2 separate regions of the Mus musculus genome follow, and region 1 is linked to region 2. Evidence: chromatin loops called from intact Hi-C (ENCODE). Cell type or tissue: heart. All regions are shown on one strand. Each heading gives the region's core, and the rest is flanking DNA. Links, peaks and the distances in the headings are about the cores only. Region 1 overlaps LOC115486436 (a long non-coding RNA gene). Region 2 has its middle 3.5 kb from the start of Dus1l.

Region 1 (4,395 bases), core at 152-4,151, 200 kb before region 2:
ACGTGTTCACATCGTCTTAGAAGAGTCAGTGCAGGCTACCATAACTATTTGTTTCTGTTGCTTGTTGTTGCTGTTGTTTTCAACAGGATCACTAAGTATGCCTGGTTGGTCTAGAACTCTCCATGTATACCAGGCCAGCCTCTGCTTACTGAGTGCTGGGATAAAGGCTTGTGCCACTACACCTGGCATGCCTATCTTTTTGTTTTGTTTTAAACCTGGGTTCTAGGATTAAAATTCAGGTCCTTGTCCAGCAAGCAATTACTAATTAAACCATGTCCCCAGCATTTTTTGTTTGTTTTTGAGACAGGATCTGATATACTCCACTCTTTCCTCAAAGACTTCACTGTGACCTTGATTGTCTGGTCCTTATGCCCCCACCTTCTGAATGTTGGGATTACAGGTTTGTGCCACCTTGTCTAGCTAGCCCCAGCAATTATTTCTAATAATCGTGGCAGTTGTGCCTTCACTGGCACCTGTGTGTGGCCCCCTCTCCAACCTCACACGTCCACTCTGTCTTCCCAGTCAGGTCTTTTGAACCTCCTTAGAGAGGATCAAAATCTTACCCTGATTTCACCCCTAACTCCCTTAGCACTACAACACCCTTTCTTTGGCGGCCTCCAGTGAGGATGCTCAAGGTTGGACAGAGCCAGAGCTCTGCCAGCTGAGCTGGGTGTGATATCTTGCCTGGAGGGGGTGCGCTGACATCAGAGGCTGCCAGCACCCATCCTTTCATGGGTGACTCCACTGGGAACCAAGCCTGTTGGGGTGGGTAGGCCTCATGGAGGAGGTGCTGGGAATGTTCCCATGGCTGCCAGCTAACTGGGTACTCACCTTGGGAAACTCTGAGACACTGGGCTGGTGAATCACTGCCCAGTGGGTGCCCCACAGGCTTGAGATGTAGGGATAACGGGGGTGTTGGAGCTCACAAGTCAGTGTCAGTCAGACACTGGTGCCAGACACAGTGGGGTACCGGGTGGGCCTCTCATCTGCCTCCCTGCCCATGAGAAAAGTGCAAGGCCTCAGGCCAGAGTCAGGCAGGCATGACTCTCCTAGCCTTGAATCAGGAACAGGGACAGGGACTGAGAAGGGAGGGAGTACCTGGAGACTACTGAGATTTCCTTCAGACCAGGCAGGTATTTCCCCCACTCCCCAACTGTCTGTCTGCTGTGGCAGCTGCAATGGTGTTAGGAGCTCTGGTCAACTGCCAGGGCTATGAGAGGGGTTTACTGAGGGGCAGGGCTTTGTACCTGATAGGAAGGCCTAGGGGTCAGGAGAAGAGAGGATGTAGGGGGACAAGTGGTGGGCTAAGAGGAACCCAAAGCTACACTGCTAGCTCTAGAGAGGCCATTGTGGGCCAGAGTTGCTGCAATATGGACCCCCCCCCCCCAACACACACACACACACACACACACACACTGCTGTATCTGAGTGATATTCAACAGAAACTACATCAGGTCAAGAGTCAGAATTAGGAGAAAGCCTGAGTCCGGGCTTTATTAGAGCAGTGTTAGAACAGCACTGAGATTCAACCTCTAAAGATTCCCATATCTCTGCCACTGGTTATCAGGACCGGCAGAGATGAAAGCAGAAAGCAGAACTTCTGAGAACCCAAAGTGCTGCTCTCCACAGCTCTTACCGGTACCTGTGGCTCGCCTGAGTGCAGTAAGCCCAGAACTCCCTGGGATTACCTTCAGCATTTGGATGCATGCTAGCCTGCCCCAACACACAGACAGACACCTGTGTGTGCATGCGCACTGCTGGCCGCTCATGCAGTAACCCTCATGTTCCACTGGGAGTCCTCCACAGGGACAGTTCACCACCAGACCTAAGGGTCAACCAGTGGTCATTGTGGTGGCTATTCTTGGTTGTCAACTCGACTACATCTGGAATGACCTAAAACCCACGTGACTGTGCACACCAGCGAGAGATTCTTTCTTAATTAAGTCATTTCAAGTGGGAAGACTCACTTTTTATTCAAATCTTTTGAGGTTGGAAGATACACCTTTGATCTGAGCCACACTTTCTGCTGGCAGCCTCTATAAAGGACATGGAAGAAGGAGGCCTGCTTGCTCTCATTCTGGCTGGCAAGTCCATTCCTTCACTGGCATTGGAGCTTACTCTTTTGGGATTCCACTGCATACTGAAGACCAGCAGAGACATCCAGCTTTATGGAGACTGAACAACTACTGGACATTCCATTGATAGATAGCCATTGCTGAACTACTATAAGCCATCCTAATAGTGTGTGTGTGTGTGTGTGTGTGTGTGTGTGTGTGTTTTCTATTAGTTCTGTCCCTTTAGAGAACGCTGACTAATATAATCACCCACCCTACAAACTACCAGAAGCTGCAAACTGCAGCCAGGTCAAGCCCTGTGTTGCACGATACTGTCATAAGACCCCTACGTCTTTTGATAATTTGTCAGTTTCTATTCACTTGTGAGTTGGCTTCTCCATCTTCACCCACCCCACCAGTGATGACAGGATTGTGCCACCTTGGGCAATGTGCATCAGCATTTCTGTGGTTCTGCAGTGATAGAGAGCTGCAAGGGGGATCCTTGACTGATGATGCTCATCGGGAAGCAAGCTAGTATGAGCTGACCCGATGGCCTTCTCCCCAAGAACAAACAAATCAGTGACCCCAAGAGCCCCAGGGGCTACATCAGGAGAAGCCACAACTTGTGTGAATGACCCAGTTCCTGCCTAACTGTTTTCAAAGTGACAGTTTGGGGCTAGCCAGTGATCTATAACCTTTGATCTGATTCGAAAAAAAGAACTGGCTAATTGCCAGCTATTATCTCTTACCAAACTGAATGGATTCGCTATTGGGAGGCCAGGAAAGCTGTTATGAGCAGAAACTTCTAGAAGTTAGAGCAGTCCACGGAGAAGAATGGAGTCAAGTGGCCAGGAAAAATGGGGTCACCATGAGAGCTGAGGACTCTCCACACCTCTCGTTCTGTATCCAACCAGAGTCAGGTCTCTGGACACAGGCACACATATCTAGCACCCTTCTTGATCCTGGAGATGGAGCCTGTGTCTACCGCTTGCCTGACAAGGACTGGCACCATGAGACTGGGTGGAGAATACAAGTGTGCCTACTCTTTCCATCATCATTTGCAGTTCACATGGCCACACAGGAAATGTCAATTCTGAGCCCCTAGGTTCTAAGCCTTGCCTCTCTATTCACTCCTGAGGTGTCTGCTACTTTGGGCTTCTTTGTAGGGAGTATAAAGAGGTGAAACCTGGGAGTTTTGGAGACGCGATGGTTCAGTGGCTAAGAGCCCATGCAGCTCTTCAGAGGAGTTGTGTTTTATCTCTACCACCCACATGGTACACAGACATACATGCAGTCAAAGCATTCACACACATAATAAAATGAATAAATCTAGAAGGAATTTAAATAAAATGTTAAAAAAGAGAAAGAGAGAGAGAAAGAGAGAGCCGGGCATGGTGGCACACACCTTTAATCCCAGCACTCAGGAGGCAGAGGCAGGTGGATTTCTGAGCTCGAGGCCAGCCTGGTCTACAAAGTGAGTTCCAAGACAGCCGGGGCTACACAGAGAAACTCTGTCTCGAAAAAACAAAACCAAACAACAACAACAACAACAAAAACCCCCCAAAAAACAGTGGAGGCTTGGTGGTGCACTTCTGAGGATACAGGTGAGGACAACTTGCAGAAGTTAAAAATGAGCAGGCTGCACGGAAGGTGAACTCCAGCTAAGTGAGGGTAAACTCACTCATACAGGCTGCTCAACAGGAGACATCTGTCACAGTTCCAAGCGGAAGGATGCGCTTATTCTGTTCCCAGTCTCCTCTTTTCCTAATGGCTCAGGGAGAAAGGCAGGCTGGGTCTCCACGCTCCAGACATAGCTTCCCTACTTGGTATTCTGAAAGGAAACCTCGCCCCATGCCTGGGAGGCTGGGGAGATCTGGGCTGAAGCCAAGTGGTCTTGTATGAATCTGGAAGCTCACACTTACTACAAGCATTGGGGGGTGGGGGGGAATCTGCAGACACATACGACCCTCACAGTGAAGCCCAGTGGGCAGAGATACAGCTGTGCCCAGCAAAGCTATGATGGAATCTATACTCCAAATTGTTGGGGGCACCTGGAAAGTTGCCTAGCACCCCAGCTCCAACAAGGGCTACTCAAACCTTCCTGAGACTAGGCTTCTGTTGGGGTTTGTGGTTAGAATACACGTTAGTTGGGCAGGGGTGTCCAGTCTACAACATACACAGGGAGTTCAGGTATGAGTTTTGAGGGAGAGCCTAAATCAGCACCTTTGTTGGGAAGTGAGGACAAGAGGGGGATAGCCAGTACCCCACAGAAGCTGCCCCAGGCCCTCAAGGCAGTATATTTATACCTTGTTGTCTTGCTTTGGCTGGCCTGGCCTCATGC
Region 2 (4,395 bases), core at 181-4,180:
CAGTTCCATGTGAATAAAGCCCTACAGAGGTTCACATATAAAGCAACAAACATGTCATGGATGAAGAGAGTTGGAGAAGGGCACAGGGAAACCGGGAGTAGCGATAAACACTTTCATTATCTGACTGTAACAGTTTCACTTGTATATACTGGTATCTATAAACATGTAATTGCCACTTTGTATATATTTTAAAAATATTAATTATGCCTCCATGAAGCTGTTTAAGAAGGGATTTATAAATAAAATAATAGTCAATTAGACCTCGAACCATATAAAACGATGTTCAACCTCTCATTATAAGGGAAATAAAAAATGATAATCACAACCAGGAGGATGGCTCCTTATCTGTCAGGTTGACACAGTTGCAAACATAACCTCAGAGTGCTGTGGAGCTTACAGGGAAACTGGCATAAGCAACCTGACTGGGAGGCGTAGAACAAAGGGTCTCAAGGGGGAGATTTGGCAGCACACAGAAAAATCACCTCTGTGTTTGAACTTCTTGGAAAGTGTCCCAAGTACACTTACATGCACACACACCACACGCATGCACATACATGAACACACATACACAAAGATATACACATTTATACACATGCACACACATATACACACATACACACATGCACATATACCTGCATACACACACATGCATACATGCATGCACACACATATATATGTACATGCACACACATACATGAGCACACACATACACATGTACACACACATGCACATACATACACACGCACACACACATACACACGCATATACACATGTGCATACAAACACACACATTCATTGTAAAACAATGTAAAGTTGAAAAATGTTGGAGATGGCCTACATATCTACTCTATGTGACTGACAGAACAAATGGACTGCGTGTGTCCAAAAGAGAGGCATGAGTACGGAAAGGAGACATGAACTTCAAGTCAACAAATGGGAAAGTCAGGTAAGCTCAGGATGGTGGAGCGCACCTTTAATCCTTGGGTGCCTGAAACAAGAAGACCACCATGAGTTTGAGGCTAGTCTGGGCTACAGAGTAAGTTCCAAGTCAGCCATTGAGAGAGACCCTGTTTGAAAACTCCATGATAACGCCATGTCTGTGTATTAGGAAGGATGGGTGAGAGAGGGAGACATAAGGGGTAGTCCTTAGAGCTGCTGTTGCTGTTGAGATCTTGTTTCTAGGCACAGCAGCACACACCGCCCAAGCACTTTCATCCTAGCTCCTAGGAGGCAGAAACAGGCTGATTTACCAAATTCCAGGCCAGCTAAGGATACATAGTGAGACCCTGTTTCAAAAAGGAAAACTGGAGAAGGGAACAAAGGCACATCTTGGCAGACCCTGAAAACATCTGGGCATCTGTGTGAGTCATACTGAACTATAAGGCCCCACACGCCGGTGGCCAGAGGGGTTCAGAGGGCTGTCCCCAGCAAAGCAGCCTTTTCTGGTGAGAAGTCTCCAGAAAGTTATTGAAAGTCCTGGAACTTGTTCTGAGGACTCTCAGCCAAAGGAGAAACAGCGTTCAGGAAAATCTACCAAATCCTGCCAGGAAGGGAGTGAGTTGGGGCACTTGCCTTGACCCATCCCTCCTCTCTGCCCACGTGATGCAAGCTCCACTCTAGATGGGTGCAGCTAAGGACAAGCCCCTCCTCCAGGGCACAGACTATCAAAGGCTCACCACCCAGCTCTGCCTTAAATCATCTGCCAGGATCCTTTCTCACTAAGTGCCCTCTGGATGTTGGAAGTTCAGCTCTGGGGAGGCAAGAAGAGGAACCCAGCCTCAGCGTCTTTACCCAGCCTTAAAGTAAGACACTGAGTCCCTGCCAAGAGAGATGAGTGGAAATCACAGGCTGCCCCTTCCCGGTCACCAGTTATTGACGCTGGGGTGGCCTGTGCTGCCTCAGCTAACAAACAGTGCTGGAAGGCTCCACTAGGGGGCAGACCAACCTAAGAGCCGAGAACGCCCTTGCTCAGCCAAGGGATCTCAGAAAACAAAGCAGCACTCCAGGCAAAACTCTGTCGACAATGGAAACTTAGGCTGTTGCATAGACAAAAGAAGCGTAGGGGGGGAAAGTAAGAAAGGTCCGGGGATGTGACTGAGCTGGTAGAGCGATTGCCCAATACATTCAAGCCTTGAGTTTGATTTCCAGCACAGCGTAAATGAAGTACTTGGCAGGTGGGGACACCCAAGGAATAGGAATTCAAGTTTATCTTCAGATCCTCAGCTAGAAACCTAGTTCAAGGCCAACCTGGGTTAGAGACCCCGTTAAGGAAAATAAAAAAAGGAATGGCTGAAATATTTCTGAAAAAAAAATTTATGGATGAAAGAAGTTCAGCAAACTCAAAGAGTAAGAACACCAAGAAAACCAGCCAGAGCTGAAGTGTGGTGGCATGTTTGCAGTCTCAACACTCAGGAGGATGGAGAGTTCCAGGCTGGCTGGAACTACAAGTGTGTGTAACCAAGTCCAGCTGTTGTCTCCTTGTCTTTTCTTTCTTTGTTTGCTTTTGTTTTCTTTCTTCCCTTCTTCTTAGTTTTTTGGTTTCAGAGATTTATAAACAAGGGAAACTGAGACTATTGATCTCGCAGATCTATAAAGACAGAGATATTTTTGGCTGGGCAGTGGTGGCCCACACTCTTTTTTTTTTTTTTTTTTTTTTTTTAATGTACGTACACTGTAGCTGTCCTCAGACACTCCAGAAGAGGGAGTCAGATCTCGTTACAGATGGTTGTGAGCCACCATGTGGTTGCTGGGATTTGAACTCCTGACCTTCGGAAGAGCAGTCGGGTGCCCTTACCCACTGAGCCATCTCACCAGCCCGGCCCATGCTTTTAATCCCAGCATTTGGGAGGCAGAGGCAGGTGGGTTTCTGAGTTTGAGCCAGCCTGGTCTACAGACTGAGTTCCAGGACAGCCAGGGCAACACAGAGAAACCCTGTCCTGTCTCAAAAAAAAACAAGGAGGAGGAGGAAGAAGAAGAAGAAGAAGAAGAAGAAGAAGAAGAAGAAGAAGAAGAAGAAGAAGAAGAAGAAGAAGAAGAAGAAGAGGAGGAGGAGGAGGAGGAGGAGGAGGAGGAGGAGGAGGAGGAGGAGGAGGAGGAGGAGGAGGAGGAGGAGGAGGAGGAGGGAAGGGGGAAGGAGAAGGAGAAGGAGAAGGAGAAGGAGAAGGAGAAGGAGAAGGAGAAGGAGAAGGAGAAGGAGAAGGAGAAGGAGAAGAAGAAGAAGAAGAAGAAGAAGAAGAAGAAGAAGAAGAAGAAGAAGAAGAAGAAGAAGAAGAAACTTTAGCTCAAGGGGCAATTGTACCAGGTAGAAGCTCAGATCTATAGACAAGATCAAGAGTGCCAGAACTGCTATCCTTGGGGTTCAAGAATCACCGCACAAACCATGTGAACACTGACTTCAGTTAAGCAAGAATAGTTTATTGAATGCACACCCAGAAACTGGTCAGAGCAAGGACATAGCTCAGAATTATCTGAACAATGACAATGGGCATATTTTTCTGTCATCTTATAAGGGGAAAAAAAAAACCACAGTGAATTCACACACAGGTGCAGGAAGTTCTTACTTAAGATATTTTAGACATAGCAATTCCTATTGACCTTTGATTTGATAGGTCTTACACAAAGCTTCGTGGAATTCTTAAGATTAGCAAACCACATACAGAACATTCAGAACAAAGCAGGATATGTGGTCAGCATGTTCTCCGTCTACGCCAAGTCACTTCTCTGTGTCAATGACTGAGAGGCATGTTACAGCAACAATATGAAATAGCTGGCAGACATGGGACAGACTGGCTACAGCTGTCCTGAGGTGTCAGACCATAACACTGTAAGTGGATAAATGTAAGGGGCATACTTTTTTTGTGTGTGTGTTGCTTTTTTGAGACAGGGTTTCTTTGTGTACCCCAGACTGTCCTGGAACTCACTCTGTAAACCAGGCTGTCCGTGAACTCAGAGATCCGCCTGCCAGGGACCTGGAGGGATTCAAGGTGTGCACCATCATGTCATGTCCGGCTGTGGGTCATGTCCGCTTGTGGCTGTGCAGTTTCTTCTTTCATTTTCTTTGTTTTTTTAAAAAATTAATTAGTTTATATATATATATATATATATATGTATGAATATATATATATACATATATATATATATGGTGGGTCTTTTGGTTGGTTGGTTGGTTTTTGGTTTTTTGAGACAGGGTTTCTCTGTATAGCCTTGGCTGTCCTGGAGCTCACTCTGTAGACTAGGCTGGCCTCGAACTCAGAGTTCTGCCTCCCTAGTGCTGGGATTAAAGGCGTGCACCACCATGCCCGGCTTGTATATGGTGTTTTATCGGTATGTATGTCTGCACACAAGAGGGCATTGGGAGCCTGTCTCGAAACCCCCCCCCCCCAAAAAAAAGAAGAG

Evidence for each region. Peaks named below come from ENCODE experiments on the same cell type or tissue, not always from the same donor. Only the 100,000 strongest peaks of a DNase experiment are listed, where the experiment ranks them.
Region 1: it touches region 2 in a loop (2.8-fold over the local background); 1 of 42 quality-filtered maps calls a loop at or near these places.

The regions. Positions count from the first base shown.
Region 1 is chr11:120,993,303-120,997,697 of GRCm38, reverse strand. LOC115486436 (a long non-coding RNA gene) reads right to left here. Exons shown (of 2, transcript XR_003949839.1): 1 at 1-4,395. Among named protein-coding and RNA genes, the nearest start is that of Csnk1d, 4.2 kb to the right of the region's middle. In heart, for the core only: a CTCF peak has its summit at 1,792; a DNase peak (open chromatin) is centred at 815.
Region 2 is chr11:120,797,723-120,802,117 of GRCm38, reverse strand. No RefSeq gene overlaps it. Among named protein-coding and RNA genes, the nearest start is that of Dus1l, 3.5 kb to the right of the region's middle. In heart, for the core only: a CTCF peak has its summit at 1,925 (motif pointing right); DNase peaks (open chromatin) are centred at 1,647 and 1,897; H3K4me3 peaks cover 460 bases; H3K27ac peaks cover 1,454 bases.